Linked DNA regions of Homo sapiens: all the other regions are linked to region 1. A link is a contact called in ENCODE Hi-C or POLR2A ChIA-PET data. All regions are on one chromosome and are shown on one strand. The core of a region is the stretch at or near the end of the contact, and the rest is flanking DNA. Distances in the headings are between cores, read along the strand shown. Region 1 holds the start of ST8SIA4 (ST8 alpha-N-acetyl-neuraminide alpha-2,8-sialyltransferase 4). Region 2 holds the start of FER (FER tyrosine kinase). Region 3 holds the start of GPR150 (G protein-coupled receptor 150).

Region 1 (4,949 bases), core at 1,508-4,007:
ACAATATTAAACAAATGGCATTCAATTACACTCCAAACACTAAATTGCTTTAATTTGGGAAGAAGAATTCCTGGAGTCTCGCTGAACAGTTATCAGTCATTCAGAATTGCTCGCCTTAATATAAAAAGTTCTGTACTTAAAAAATTCAGAAACAGCAGCATTATACAATTGGAGAGTTCACTTATTTTTCTTCTGGACATTTAAATTTGTCTTATGTGTTCCTATAACTAGTTCTTGATTGCTTTCGTTTCGCTCTTTTTTTTTTTTTTTTTCTTTTCTTTTTTTGTTTGTTTGTTTGTTTTTTCCTGTTTGGGCTAGGTAAGTAGTTTCCCCTAATGTAATTTAAAGCTTAATATAGATTATACTCACTTTCCTCTTGAAGATTTTCTTGTGGCTTTCTCATTACAGAAGACTGTTCCACACTCTGGAGCCATAGAATATTATGAGTACACCGAAACTTTTGGACCAGCACTCTCCCTTACCACTTTCCCTTCTAACAGTACTGAGCCACTTCAAAGTTGCCCCAAAGCACCAGAGTTTTATTACTCTCTGGAGTTGCGCATACTCCTTTTTCCACCTGCAATGTTCTATCCTCCCTCTGCTTGGCTTACTTCCTTGTCAGCTTTGAAAACAGGAGTCTGTGTGTCCCCTTCACCCGGAAACTCATCTTCCGGGCTTCAAAAGGCTTAAACACCCCATCTGCTTCAACCCAGGAGCTTACTCAGATACCATATATATTTTAAATGATGTTTCTGATTCATGTTGCCATACTGTAAATTATTATTTTTAAAAGATGCCCCCTTTGAGTGAGTAGGATTTGTGTCTGACTAGATGCTAAGTTTTATTCATCTTTGTGTTCCCATCTCCGCACACATTGCCTGCCCCATAACCATTGCTTAAGAAATAATGAGTTTAATGAAACGATGCATATTACTCTATCCCTGACAGAGAGTGATGTTTTACCTATAATCTAAAATATAGTTGTCTACTGTTTAAAAATCAAAGTTTATCCTTGAGAATTTAGCATCCTAACCATGCATCCCTCTCCCACCCGACCCCTGCCCTCAGCCCCGGATCCCTTTTAACTTAAATAAGAAGCTGTTTTATTCTGGCAGTTTTTGCCAGAAGAAAAGTGAGTCTAACAGAAGTCAATCTAACAGAAATGCATTAATGCAGGCTGGATTTGCCTAGACATCAATAAACTCGAAAGGCTCCCTGTGGGCCACTTGTAGTGTCAATAAACGTTCGTAATTACTTGCTCCTTGGAGCATTTTTATACCCGACCCCGTTCGCTGTGCTGCAAAGAGGAAATTCAAGATCTCGGAAGTTCTTAACTTCTTAAACTCTAGAGGAAGTATGGTAAACACTGGCGGGAACCTTGGGTTTTTAAGCAAAGATGCTGGCTGTTTTCGTTGCTATTTTAAGCTGTCAGGCGACAAGCAACTCAGAATTCCCCTTCTTACTTCCGGCGGGAGGGAAGATTGGAATTGGGCCTCATCATTTCTGAGCGTGAAAAACCGCTGAAGCTACTGTTCAACCTGAAGGAACACGGAATTCAACTGGAGAGAAACCCTGGCGACCAGGGAGCTGGGGACCGGCGCATATAGATGAGGGAAATCCTGGCTTCCAGACACTGTCTCATGCTAGAGGTGCCTCCCGACCTACCAGCCAACAGTAAAGACCGGAACCAAGGCGTGGTACTAGCAGAGTAGCAAGCATCTCTCCCAATGAGGGCAACGACTGGAGGATGGTGGAGAGGTACTCAGAGTGAACAATCGAACACAGAACTCTTGAAAAGTGTCCCTGCCACCCAATACAAGTACGAAAAATGGTGGGACGGAGGAGAGGTGACAATCAGAGGCTATATATATAATTGAGACTTTTAGAGAGGACTTTGCTCTTCCTTCCTCCCCTCCCTTTTCTTTCCTTTCTTTCTTTCCTTCCTTCCTTGGTATCCGAATGTGTGTGGGTGTACTTGCGTTTAAAAGAGAGGTCCATGGTAGCTGCTTTTTTTTCAGAACTCTGTTTCTCCGCAATGAAGTTTAAGTGGGATTGGAGTTTCCTTGACTTCTGCGTGAGGAGTTTCCAAATGGCAATGAAAGGGAGGCGCATAAATATCCATAAAGTTCCTAATGACACCTCTATCATCACTTGTTTCCTGCAGAATCCTGAGCCAGGGTCGTCGTCCACCACCCATGCAGAGTGGGCCCATCGGCTAACAGGTTCATGTGTGTATTTGCACTTTCCAGATTGAGTAATAAAAGTCTTCTTCCTTCCACCGCCGTCCCCACCCCCGCACCCCGTTTCACTCCACCTTGGAGGGCGTGTTTTTGCGTGTGAGGGTGTGTGTTTAGCAAAAGCGATTGAAAGAAGGTACTCTTCTTGCAATCCACCCCTAGCTCTACCTGAAGCATTCCTCTGGCGGGACGCTTTTGTAATCTGTCCCCAGGCGAGGTGCCCTCTCACCTAGATGCGGATAGACTATCTTGGAGCTCCCAGGTCCAGAGAGCTGATGCTTTGATGTCCCAGGAGAGTGTGTGTGATTCTGCGTGTACGTGTGTGTGCATATGTATGTATGTGTGTATGTATGTATATGTGTATGTGCGCGAGCTCGCAGGCGCGTAGCACTGTGAGCTTCCTCTCCCGGCACAGAGCAGGCAGAGCCGGGGACGTTACTCTCCAAGCAGCCTCCGCCCCCTCAGCCTGGTGATTGGCTTTGCGCAGCGTTTATCTCCTAGCAAGAGGGAAGGGCCAGTGACGCCCCCGAACCCAGCTGCAGAAGCTGCCGCCACCTCCAATGCACAAGGTGTCTCATCTGAAAAGAAACCTGAGCCCCAGGGAGGCGGCGCGGAGCGACCCTGGCAGAGCTGGCGCAAACAGGGCGAGAGGTCGCTGGGCAGCGTTCGAGGACCAGAGGGAGCTCGGCCACAGAAGACCCCAGTGATCTGATCCCGGGATCCCGGCTCCAAGCTCTCCTCGCATTTTACAGATTTCACCCCCGCGACTATCTCCCCAAAACGGAGCCTTTATATCAAGAGAAGGTGCGGGAGCTGGGGCAACCAGGACTTTCTCGGGCACCCAAGATGCGCTCCATTAGGAAGAGGTGGACGATCTGCACAATAAGTCTGCTCCTGATCTTTTATAAGACAAAAGAAATAGCAAGAACTGAGGAGCACCAGGAGACGCAACTCATCGGGTAAATGCAAAGCTTCATTTCAGGATATGACAAAAAGTCAAGCCATAAATGAAATGTGAATATAGAGGGTAGAGTGATGGTTAGGATAGCATGTGTGTTTGTTTGAGCTTGCGCGTGGTTAGTGTCATGAATTAAATAACAAAGGCTGTTGTTGAGATGTGCGTGCTTCTCTAAGCTGTTCCCAGTATGAGTTCAACTTGCTCTGTGTGGTTGTGGTGACAGTTGTGTTGGCCCTGGGTGCTCTCTCGCCAAAGGAGAAGTCACTGCAGAAGTGTCAACAAAGAACGTGTGTCCTTGTCCTTTTAATCTGTGGGCAGAACTCAAGAGAAATGTCTTTATTCACCAAACGGTTGCCTGTTTTCAATGTCCTATCACCTAAGGAGATACTGGAGATAGATGGTTTCTCGAAGGGCTGAAGTTAAAGCTTAGAAAGCAGGAAATAGGTATACTCTGTTTCTCTACTTTTTTTTTTTCTATTTGACGTTGGATAGATTAATGTGTTATAATTTGAATTAGAAACTCCAGTACCACTAAGGATACTTCCTTATTTGTTCTTCTACGGCTAAAACGCATGGGCGTCATGGTTACAGTTTTAGAAAGAAACTGGGTACTGTAGCTTCACACAGACTATATTTCTGCTATTTTTTTTAGTTTGTCTAGATGAGTTCAGACTCTCCCCCGCCCCACTAAGTTCTCTAAATATCACACTTCCTTCCACCCGCTGGCCTCTGTGTCTTTGAAGTTTACCCAGGAGGTGGTGCAACTTTGTGTTGCTGACATAGCTTGGAAGGCTTTTTCTGAGGATGTGAACCTGATTGTCAACTCTATTCAAAGTCCTGTTTCGGAAATCCTCCCTGTTCCGGTTTGGAGGCGTCCTCTATCAGAAACTACACACCAGCAGAGATGCCTGCCCAGTTTATATTTTTCTCTGACATTGATTAAAACAAAGAAAACAGCCCTTGCGTGTGTGTGTATGTGTGTGTGAGAGAGAGAGAGATGGGACTGCTAACACACACACATGCTCTTAAACTTCCTGCACTCCATTTCTTAATATTCCTGCTCCCTAGGTAATAAGCATTTATTTAAGCGAGCAAGATGCAGGTTGATCCTTACAGAAGGACTTGCTATTCTGTAGAAAACCAGGAAAACAGTAGCACAGTCAAAGCGGACTGGAAGAGAATGAAAAAGCTAGCAAGGAATGGGCTGGAATGGTCGTCATGCATCAACGAATCTATACATGGTCTATTCTGAGGGGGTAAAAAAGACCGGTATGAGGTCGTTTACACAAGACTGGGTGGCTTGAAAATCCAATCTAGCTCAGTTGTTAGAAAAGCAGGACTTTGGGCAGGGGCGTGGGCATCCCTTGCAGACCTGTGCTTGCCAGGCAGACAAAGGGGTCTTTAGAAAGGTGATGAATGGGCGCATGGGGCTCCGATGAGAGGCAGAGGCTAGAGCTTGAGGGTCGAGGCTCTTTGTTCCCTCCCGGGCCGTGGGCTAGGAGGATAAGCCTGATCCCAGACAAAGCGGCCAAGGCTCACTAGGACTCCGAGGGTTCGGGCCCTTGGCTGGGACCCTGGAGAGCAGGAGTGGGCGGAGCGAGTGAGAAGAGGGTCGCCAGATACTGCCGAGGTGTCCATCTCCGAGCCTCCCTAAACCGTGGCCAGGAAAAGGAGCGCACCTCGAGTCCCTGCGGGGAAGCGGAGCCGGGACACTCCGCATTGCACGGGTGTCATTTCTCCTGTGGCCCTTTCCT
Region 2 (4,949 bases), core at 1,143-3,642, 7.8 Mb before region 1:
TGCAATAGTTTTTTTTTTTTATCCTATTCTCATTCCACATATGAATTGAAAAGTATTTTCTAATCTTTAATCACTAAAATAGTTTTGATCTATTCTCTTATTGATGTTCCACTACACTTTTATATATGGTAACCTCATCTGAGAAATTTATTATCTTAACATATCTGGAGAAAAGGAAAATGGAGTACACCTTTACAGCAGTTTATGTCAAAGTGATAGTGAGACAACCATTAATATACGCAACTTCTGAATTAAAAAGGTTAAAAAGCTGCTCTTTTTTTAACCATAAGGCGAAGGAAAAAAATGTAAGGCTACCAGCCGTAACAAATTATTAGATTTTGAATTGCACTACAGTGGATGGCAAAATCGCAAACGTACAAAGTGCCCACCTCATAGTACAATCCTCAATTTGTTTAAGAAGTACCTTGCCCCTACCAACACAACCCAATGAGCGTATTCAGAAAGTAGATCCTAGGGGTAACTGTAAGGCAGAAGGATGACCCCTGAAGGTGCCTCCAAACATCTCCCCAATTCTAACTGGCAAAGAGACCACAGAGCAGAAATTACCGACGACACCACTAGCTTCACACTTAAGATCTATCTCTTGATTAGACTCTTGGAGGACACCTCTGGCCAAGACCGGAGGAGAAAGATGAGGTGGGGGATAAAAGCGGGAGAAGGTGACAGATAGGAGGAGAGCTGGGGAGGACCGAGCGGGTCAAGGGAGACTGCGGGGCTCCAGAAGCAGGAAGGGATGGGGGGAATACCAGGGGTTGAGAATGCCCCCGTAGCGGGACGGCGGCGCCCAGATGAGTGCCGCCGAGAAAAGGGGTGAGGGTACAGGCAAGATTGGGTGGTGCCCACAGTCCCCCCACCACCCCGCCTCACGCCCATCAGCCCCCAGACCCCGCGACGGGGCGGAGCCACTACGCCCGCCACAGCCCTTTCGCGCCGGCACCCGCCCCCTCAGCCTTCGGGTCCCGGGATGGTGGGAGGGGCGGCCCTCGTGGGGCTGGGTGTGTAGCCCGGCCCAAGCCCCAACCAGGAATGCTCTGCTGCGGGCGGGAGGATGAGCGGATGACCCTGCAGCCAGGGACGGGGGTTGGGGGGGGCGCTGGCTGAGGGCGGAGGAAGAGCCTCGGCACAGCCCCCAACGCCCTGGCCGAATCCCGGGCGCCCCTCTGCGGGCAGGCATTGTTGCCCCCGCTCTAGGCTTGCCTTCCCTCCTCTTCCCCCCTCCCCCCGCGTTGCCCCGGGCAACAGCGCCTACCGCCGGCGGCGCGAAACGCACCTACCTAGAACCTGACAAGCCCGAACCCCTCAGACTCCGGAGCCAGTCACCACCCCGCGTCACGGGGGCTGCCACAGCCAATAGGCGCCACTGTCACGAACCTCTGCAACCAATCCCGCTGCACTCCGGTCTCCGGGCACCCTCGAGGCCTCAGCCAATGGGCAAGAGCGGAAGGCGGGCGCAGCCGCCCGGCCCTCAGCCCCCTCCTCCACTACCTCCCAGGAGGCGGGGAGCGGCCGATTGGCCCGGTCCCCGAAGGGGCAGGACTTGGGCCCTAGGCTGGGTGGGCGCACGCTTAGCCCAAGCTGCGGGCCCTGGGAGTGGAGACGCGGAGCTGCGGTCGCCGCTTTCTGGGCTCGCTCACCAGCCCGGGTGGAGTCCCGAGGTCTGCGCGTTTGTGCCGCTCTCCCCGCCTCGGTAACCTGCTCCTCCCTAGCGGGTGTCCTGGGCTGCCGTGGTGAGATGGGGCCGGAGACGGACGAAGGCCTCACAGGAAACTTTGGGAGGCTCGCCTGGCCGCGGCCGGGAAGTGGCCGGACCGGCGATGATAAGCTGAGGCCGCCTGGAAGGGACTACTCGGCGGGTCGGCAGCCGGAAAGGAATTCGGAGAGTGGGGGCGGAGGCGTGATTAAAATGTTAAGTGTGCCCGGAGGGCGCTGGGCGATCCCTGGAGCTGAAATCTCCGGGAAGGGAAGCTGCTTTAGGGCCGCGAGGCCCCCACCCCTAAAATAGGCACTTTTCAGCCTCAGAATTGGTCACTTTTTCCTGTACGTTCCCACGTTTTACTTGTATCTGTTATTAACGTGGATTGCTTTAGAATGGTTTTCAGCAACTCCAGTTTACTCTGAGTCCCTTAAGGACGGGAACTGTCTTTCAATCCTGTACTCCCAGTGCCTGAGCCTGCCTAAAAATGTTAGAAACTCAATGCTGGAATTGTAATGGATGTTTAAAAGCATACAGCAGGTCCTGGGAGTGGCCCCCTATAATAAATTCTTACCTCTTCGGGAGTCTAGAATGCGTGGAGAACCCAAACGGGTCTGCTCTTCAGTGATGGCCGTTTCTGAAGCGTCCTTCACCAAAAGAATTTGGTGAAAAATGAGTAATGTGAACTACAAGATTATTACTAGGTGATCAGTAACAGTAGGATAGGTATGCGTCATTATTCGAGGGTGTGACCCTCCCATGTTCCTGTAGTAGACTTTTTAAGGCGGTGTTATCTTTTGCATTGGTTGAACCACATAGCGTCAATCCGGTATTTCCCCTCCCTCTCAAAAACTGAGTTACATAGGAGCCAAAGAAGAGTGGTGAATATTTTCTCTAAGCAGGGTTATTTATTTAACCGTAGAGAACAGCCCTACACATAAAAAAACATAAATCTTAAGTTGGACTTTTTTTAAGTCTACTGTTTTAAAGCTAAATAAACAAAAACCAACATAAAAATTTTAAATAAGAGGCTTAATTCTCCCTATTGAAAATGGAGGATGAGATTTCCCGTCCCTTTCTCTCCGAGCATTTGTCTTAGAAAACTTAAGTACTTTCTTAATTGTTAAGTACTTTCTCAACTCTTTGAAATGTGTATAAATCCACTTGAGGACTAGATAGGTCTTGTCAACTGTATGCTCAGTCAGGAATGTCTCTGGACCTTTTTTTTTTTTTTTTTTTTGAAATGCTGCACATATCAACGGAGTAGCATCCTTCCCTATCTCCCAGTTTCTGTGAGAGAGTAGGAGCGTAACTTCGGTGAGCAACTTGCTCCGTGTTGCAAAACTACCTTCCGTCATAAAGACAGGAGAAGTTTGTTTTTCCTCTGGATAAAACCAATTAACTAACACAGATGGTCACCCCAATTATTAAGTAAAGTTAATGTCACAAATGTCAGGTCCTCTTACTTGAGGACTAGTTATTGTTCAACTTGAAAACGTGTATGTAATGGGTCGTATATACTTGGCTATACAAAAGGGCAAGATTTCTGTCTTTGCAATCTCTTAGCAAATTGCCTGTGATGTGTATCACAGTCTCGTTTAATGCTTATTCAGTAATAAAAGTGTTTTGTCTACTAACGTTTGTGGAGAGGATTTCTGGGTTGGGAGATTTTGGTTTTTAATTATATTTTTCCAACAATGCCTATACCCAGAATGTTGGGATGACAAAGTTAAGGAAAGTAGTTACTTCGGAGTTTTTAAATTGTTCTCTAAAATGATGGTTAATGTTTCATATGTATTTCATAGTGATTGTTAAATGCACAAACTGTGGTTCTGTGAGTAAACTTCTTAAAATAGAAGTTAATTTTCTGTGAACATCAAATGTTATAGTATATGTAATGTCAATAAGAATGAAATGAATGAAAATTTGGTTAGGTAAGGCCAAAATACAACTTTGGAGACTGCTTCATGACTGAATACCTTTCCCAAGAACCTTAGAATTTCTCCATTTATACAAAGGGAATCAAAATGTAGAAAGATGTGGTTGGTGAATACGTTATTACATATTTGCAGAAAGTAGCTTTCAATAAAGATATGGTAGAAATAGAGCTGTTTGATACACAACATGTGTGTTTGTGTTAAGGAACCCAAATCTAGAAAAATCAGCAAGAATCTTTCCATATCTACAATTGTTCTCTGAGTTCTCACCTATTCATTCCAAAACCTTAAAAGCTGTCTACCATATGCCAGTCATTGTGCTAGGAAATGCAGTTGTGAAAGAATATACTTGAAGTAAATGAATGTGGCAAAAATCTATGCTGCATTTTTGAAGCATACAAAAATATATAGCAAATCCAGTTTCACATTTTTTTCCTCTGTTGGAATTATCACATTGCATTGCAACACATTTAATAAACACTGTGTGTCACCTTAGTATATATTCCATGTTCTCAAATACCAAACTTTGTCTGTTCTAATAGCATTACTTACTGGACAATGAAAATAATAATGTGGACATCAAACCTAGGTGGGTAATAAAAAATGATTGAAAAGTTTTTTACTTTTTTTGATTAGCACCATCCATGCCTCACCCCATCTCTCCACCTCCCTTTTTTCCTGTTTAAAAGTATAGACTGCAAGAGGAATCTTGGTTGTGTGCCATCTTAGTTCAGTAGTTCCAATACTTACCCCTCCCTCCTTTTCTTCATCTGTGTCTCTTTTCTGCCAACTCCTTTGATTTGTGACTCTCTGCTTTCTAATCCACAATTCATACCTATCCACAATTCATAACTAACCATACACACATACTGCTCCTAAAATAGAGATCATGATGAGGTATGCAATATGGAAACCATATCTATCCTTATTCTATACATGCTGCAGTGTTTGTTTTCAGTGGATATATATTTTTTTCTTTTTGAAAATTGTTCTCTTGAATGAATACTGTTCCTAGAGGTCACATTTGTGTGAAATTTTCTTTAGGACTGTTTTGGCTTTCCAAATTTCAAATTTTCAAAATGGCTTAATCATTTCCTTTATTTTTTGAATCTGTGTTAGGAAAATAGCAGAGTAGTTGGAGGGGGAGGGAAGAAAAGAAAATGAAGTAGACTTGAAGGAAGAAAACATCCATTCTGTCTTCAAACTAGATGTCAAATGTATTAACACCATCTCCCAACCATCTTTCCCAGCCAGCGGGTGGCCATCCTAGTACTCTAATTAATATTGGTTCTCCTGCT
Region 3 (4,949 bases), core at 234-2,733, 5.3 Mb after region 1:
TTTCGCAGGAGCAAGGCAGGGGTCTGGGGCGCGGAGGGGGTGGGCGCAAGCCGCCCTCGTCCAGCGGTTCCCGCCGAGCATGGTGATAATGAGGGTGGGGCCAGCGTTGGCGGTAGAGCGCCTGGTGGCCCCGGGGCCCCTCCTCGTCCTCCGCGCCTCCCTGCGGCGCGCAGCACAGAGAGCCCAGCCGCTTCCGCAGCTGTCGCCGGAGCCGGCAGTCGCCCGCCTGGAAGAAGAGGTAGACGAAGGGATTGAGAGCGCTGTTGGCCATCGCCACCACGCGCAGCGCCGCCGACAGGCCCTCTCCCTCCCAGTCTCCCGCGGGCCCGGACGACCACGCGGCCGCCAGCCGGGCGGCAAAGTAGGGCAGCTCGCAGCCCACGAACAGCAGCGCCAGCAGCAGGCTCATCTTCAGGCTCTGCACCTTGGCGCGGGGCAGCGCGCTGGGCGCAGGGGCTCGACCTGGGCTCGCCGACCAGGGCGCTGCAGCCGCGGGGGCCTGCGGCCGGTGCCGCCACCAGACGGAGAGTAGGTGGCCGCAAGCGACGCCCAGGACCGTAACAGGCGCGACGAAGCCCGCGACGGCCTCGTAGAACGCGTAGACCTGCAGGTGCCAGCGCGGCAGGGGCGCGAAGATCCCGTGGCAGCGACGCTCCCCCGGCCAGGCGCGGGCGGCCGGGGGCGCGCCTGGCTGCAGGGACGTTGGCGGCGGCGGCGGCGGCAGCGGCGAGGGGGAGTCCCCGCGCACCACGAAGGCCGGGGGCAGCGCCAGCAGCAGTGCCAGCAGCCAGCCCAGGGCGGCGAGGGCACGCGCGGGCAGCGGCCGGCCGTGCGGAAGACGCACCGCGCGCCGGCGCTCGAGGGCGATGAGCACCACGAGGTGGGCCGAGGCGCCCCGCCCGGATGCCTGCAGCAGCTGCAGGAAGCGGCACGCCAGGTCCCCCGTGGCCGCGCGGGGCTCGCCCAGCAGTTCCCAGGCCAGCTGTGACAGCGCCGTGCCCCCGCACGCGTACAGGTCCGCCAGGGCCAGCTGCACCAGCAGGAAGTCCATCTTGCGACGCTTGGGGCCCGCCCAGGGCCCGCCGCCGCCGCACAGGCGGCACAGCACTGTGGTGTTGCCTGCCACCGCCACCACCAGGATGACCCCCAGGAACACCAGGCGGACGCGGCGGCTGGGCGGCCCAGAGGCAGGGGCTCCTTGCCCCAAGGTCAGGTTGAGACCCCAGCCCAGCAAGATGGGCACGGAAATGTTGGGCGCCGGCGGCAGAATTGAGGGGCTAAAGAGATCCTCCATCCTTGTCCCGGAGGAAGAGGAGGCACCGAAGAGGGCGGGCAGGACGCGGGAAACCAAAGTGGAGGCGAGGCGGCGCGGGGAGCGACGCTGGGTCTATACGAGTTCCCAAAGTTAGTTGAAAAGGCACACGCACAGAGAGGGAGATGGATTCGGGCGGCTTTGCGCTTAGTTGTTTTTGTCGATTGTCCTCGTGATTTGTCACTCAAATGTGGGTTGTACACTCGAGGAACACACATGATTCCTATTCTCCACCTTCCCCGCGTCTTCCCTCCCATTCCCGGCGGGTACTCTTCCAATCTCTGCAGCGGCCCCCGACGCTACCCTCGCGGAAGCCGCGGACCCCTGGGCGCTGAGAACCTCATCCATTCTCTATTTACGTGTAAAGCACAGCAGGACAGAATGTCGCTTTGCTTGGCCATTGTATACGGCCAGTGTTATGCCAGCACCCACACAAGAGAGGACCTCTTGACTGAGATTGTACCACACGCCCCCACCACCCCAATGTGATTGCCAGTAGGAAAAAAATAGAAAAGACATTAGTTTTTATTTTAAAGGTTTGAAATGCCATGGATCTGCACGAGCATGAGAAAAACAGGAACACAAGAAACCTAACAGCGTTTTGAGCAAAGAGGAGACCTATTAGCTGAATTTTGATCAAGATGTGTCTTCTCTGTCCAAGAATGAAAGTATTTTAATTAGAGGGTACTAAAGTCAATGATGTTGCTTTTAGGAGTGGCAGTGTTGCAGATCGTTCCAAATACTAGGAGCAGTGGGTCACAGCTGCTTTCTTGGTGATGTAAAATTCATTTCATTAGTCTGAAGAGGGCATTAATAGGTTTTATGCAAATGGTAGTGCATTTATTGCTTTTCTCCTAATATTTTCATCCAGTGAAGGATGCGTCATCACACTCCTCATTCTCTTGATTCTGTTTTCCAGCAGATGGGAAGTTGCTAGGAGGGGCTACGCCTCCAATAAGCCTAGAGAAAAGGTGACTAAGAAAGTGATAAGGCGGCCAATTTTTTTAAAAAAGAAATCCAAGTCACAGGAAATGGTTTAGATTAAATGTTGCTGCTTTCATTTTAGCCTTGTCTCCTCACAAACACATTTTAGTTTCCCTGTTGGAAGCATCCATTTGTCTTTTTATGCACCCTCCACGTTAATCATGGTGAAAGTAGAATTTCCTGTACTTCCTGGCCTGGGGGCCAGGGAGGTATGAGTGTTGTCTAGGGTTCACATTCCCAATCTGAGGAAACATTTGGAACTTTAAGATTCATGGCCTAGGAAGATTTGGTGGGTTCCATGATAGTCCTGCCAGCTGCTGTAGGAATCCCATTTCCCAAGCTGTTGTCCTTTGGCCAGAAACCTTGGTTATTTTCATCATCATCTCTGTGGTGCCTCGCTCTGGTCTGACAGGTTGTAGTTATCAGTGGGTATGTGTTGAGTTGATGAATTAGTGGATATACGATGCTTTTCAGATACCTTCGAGCATAAATGCCTGCCTTGACTATAAATCCATCACCTAAGAAAAAATTCCTTTTATACTATGCCAGTATTGTCCAGAGGAGCCCAAGGAAGCTCTGTGGAGACATAGGAATAAGTGTTCCTGGTGGGACATTTAAGAAAGCTAGAGTGATAGCCTTGGAAAATCTAAAATCCTGGTTTGATTTTCATACTCTCCCTTTAGAACTTTTTATCCAAGGCCTTTTTCTATGCACACACATCATCCCAGTTTATAATGCACTTCTTCCAGGGAGCCTTCTCTGAGCAATGTTCATCATTCAGTGATTTTCCTAGCCAGTATCATTTCAGTGTTTCTCAAGATAGTCTATCATTTGTCTCAAATTTGTTGAAATGCTCTTATATATTAGCATTTCAAAATGACTATAGTGAAATTTCACAGAACTTTAGTAAGATCTGATAAAACATTGATTTTCAACAAATTCTTTTTTTTTTTTTTTTTTCCCTTTTTGAGACAGGGTCTCACTCTGTTGCCCAGGCTGGAGTGAAGTGGCATGATCATAGCTCACTGCAGCCTCGACTTCCTGGGCTCAGGTGATTCTCTCACCTCAGCCTCCCAACTAGCTGGGACTGTAGGCAGACACCACCACACCCAGCTAAGTTTTGTATTTTTTGTAGAGGCTAAGTTTCGCCATGTTGCCCAGGCTAGTTTTAAACTCCTGGGCTCAAGAATCTGCCCACCTTGGCCTCCCAAAGTGTTGGGATTACAGGCATGAGCCACTGGGCCTGGCCTAAACTAATTCTTATTAAAATTATACAATGCACATAGTTTTGAAAGTCAAATGGAACTAGAAGGCTGATAACATAAAGAGTTCCCTGTCCTATACATCTCCACTTCTTTATCCCCTCTTTCTAGAGGGAACCAATTTAGACTCTATTTGCTCTTTCTTCTGGCATTGACTTAATTCATAATAGTAAATAATATATATGTAATGCTATTCATTGATTTAACAAATTGATATATTATCTGTTAACTTCTTATTAAAGACTTATCTCTCGCACCTCTGTCACTATTTCCATTTCCCATACCATTAGAACAATACTGTAATTTTGGGTTAGACTTATATTTGGTGTTTATATTATTATGAAACAAAAATATTCACAGTTGAGTTGTATATTGTGAATATTATTTTTTGTTATTTTTAAAGTTAATAATTGCCTTTTCTTACTTTTCATTGTTATCATAGCTAATTCTTCCTGTACCCTCAAATAGTCCCCCCAAGCAATTTCCACAAGGTCAGTTTCAAAACGTAATATAGCAGCTCCAATTTTTTTTCACGGAAACCTCTTTACCAGAGACTTTCATTTTTCTCTTATTTGGGCTAATTTCTCCCAAGGCCTACTGCATAACTACCATCTGCGGACCTCCATTTGTTGTCGTCATTGAAACTTTCTGCCTTTCTCTTGGGTTGCAGTTCCTGTTTCTTGGATCTCTGGTCTTTCTCCTTGATTTCTTCCTTTTTGGTAGAACACATCATCTAATATTTCATAAGGTTTACAAGGTTGTACAAAGCCTGAGAACTAAGTGGTAAGAGACCTCATTGTACTCCTTATTTGAGTCATGCAGATTCTGTCTGGACATGTTGCCCTCTGGGCCAGCGGTCATCCTGGCATCTCACGTCAGCATCGTCCTAGGGATTCCTTTCACTTATCTCATGCTGGTTCTCTTGTTTTCTGATTTAATGGATTTTTTTCTTTCCTGGTTTATTTTCTTGCTTGGGAAGAAAGCACCTTTCAGTGACTTCTTGAGAGAAGGTAACTATTTGGGATCCCACATGTCTGAAAATTTCTTTATTCTACCCTATTGCCTAACTGATTATTTGGCTGGGTTTGGAATCCTATTTTTGAAAATCTTTTCCTTCTGAATTTTGAAGGCATTACTCCATTCCCTTTCTGGCTTCTGAGTGTTTGTGTTGAGAAGACTGAAGCCATCTGATTCATGTTTTGCTTAGATATGATCATTGTTTTTTTCTTTCTAGAAGCTTGTTATTATTCTCTTTTTTCTAACCAATTTTACAAAAATGTTTTTCTATAGGTTTATTTTTATCTAATGTGCTGGGCATAATCAAAGATAATGAATTATATTTGATTGTAATACTTATTTAGTGGCCTTTACCTAAATAGCCTCCCAGCCTG

The links. A loop is a pair of places that touch in the nucleus more often than their neighbours do. ChIA-PET counts read pairs that join two places held with the same protein, here RNA polymerase II (POLR2A). Pooled maps may share reads with other maps.
Region 2: a loop to region 1 is called in a map of CD8-positive, alpha-beta T cell, with 16 times the contacts of the local background. The contact joins the promoter of FER here to the promoter of ST8SIA4 in region 1. A Hi-C loop is called at or near these places in 1 of 168 maps with a recorded cell type or tissue (CD8-positive, alpha-beta T cell) and 5 of 50 pooled maps. POLR2A ChIA-PET finds 5 or more read pairs at or near these places in 1 of 52 experiments (activated T-cell).
Region 3: a loop to region 1 is called in a map of naive thymus-derived CD4-positive, alpha-beta T cell, with 6 times the contacts of the local background. The contact joins the promoter of GPR150 here to the promoter of ST8SIA4 in region 1. A Hi-C loop is called at or near these places in 2 of 168 maps with a recorded cell type or tissue (CD4-positive, alpha-beta memory T cell and naive thymus-derived CD4-positive, alpha-beta T cell) and 8 of 50 pooled maps.

What each region holds. Positions count from the first base shown.
Region 1 is chr5:100,901,090-100,906,038 of GRCh38, reverse strand. ST8SIA4 (ST8 alpha-N-acetyl-neuraminide alpha-2,8-sialyltransferase 4) reads left to right here and starts at 2,757. Exons shown (of 5, transcript NM_005668.6): 1 at 2,757-3,196. The coding sequence starts at 3,084. LOC107986437 (a long non-coding RNA gene) reads right to left here and starts at 2,631. Exons shown (of 2, transcript XR_001742825.3): 1 at 370-2,631. RefSeq lists enhancers at 1,355-1,594, 2,375-2,614, 3,100-3,669, 4,807-4,949.
Region 2 is chr5:108,745,340-108,750,288 of GRCh38, reverse strand. FER (FER tyrosine kinase) reads right to left here and starts at 2,392. Exons shown (of 20, transcript NM_005246.4): 1 at 2,289-2,392. RefSeq lists silencers at 846-1,255, 1,386-1,445, 1,526-1,625.
Region 3 is chr5:95,616,621-95,621,569 of GRCh38, reverse strand. It overlaps GPR150 (G protein-coupled receptor 150), which reads right to left and starts at 1,483. Exons shown (of 1, transcript NM_199243.3): 1 at 1-1,483. The coding sequence starts at 1,294. RefSeq lists enhancers at 1-115, 1,312-1,927 and silencers at 133-582, 291-585, 603-652, 743-1,142.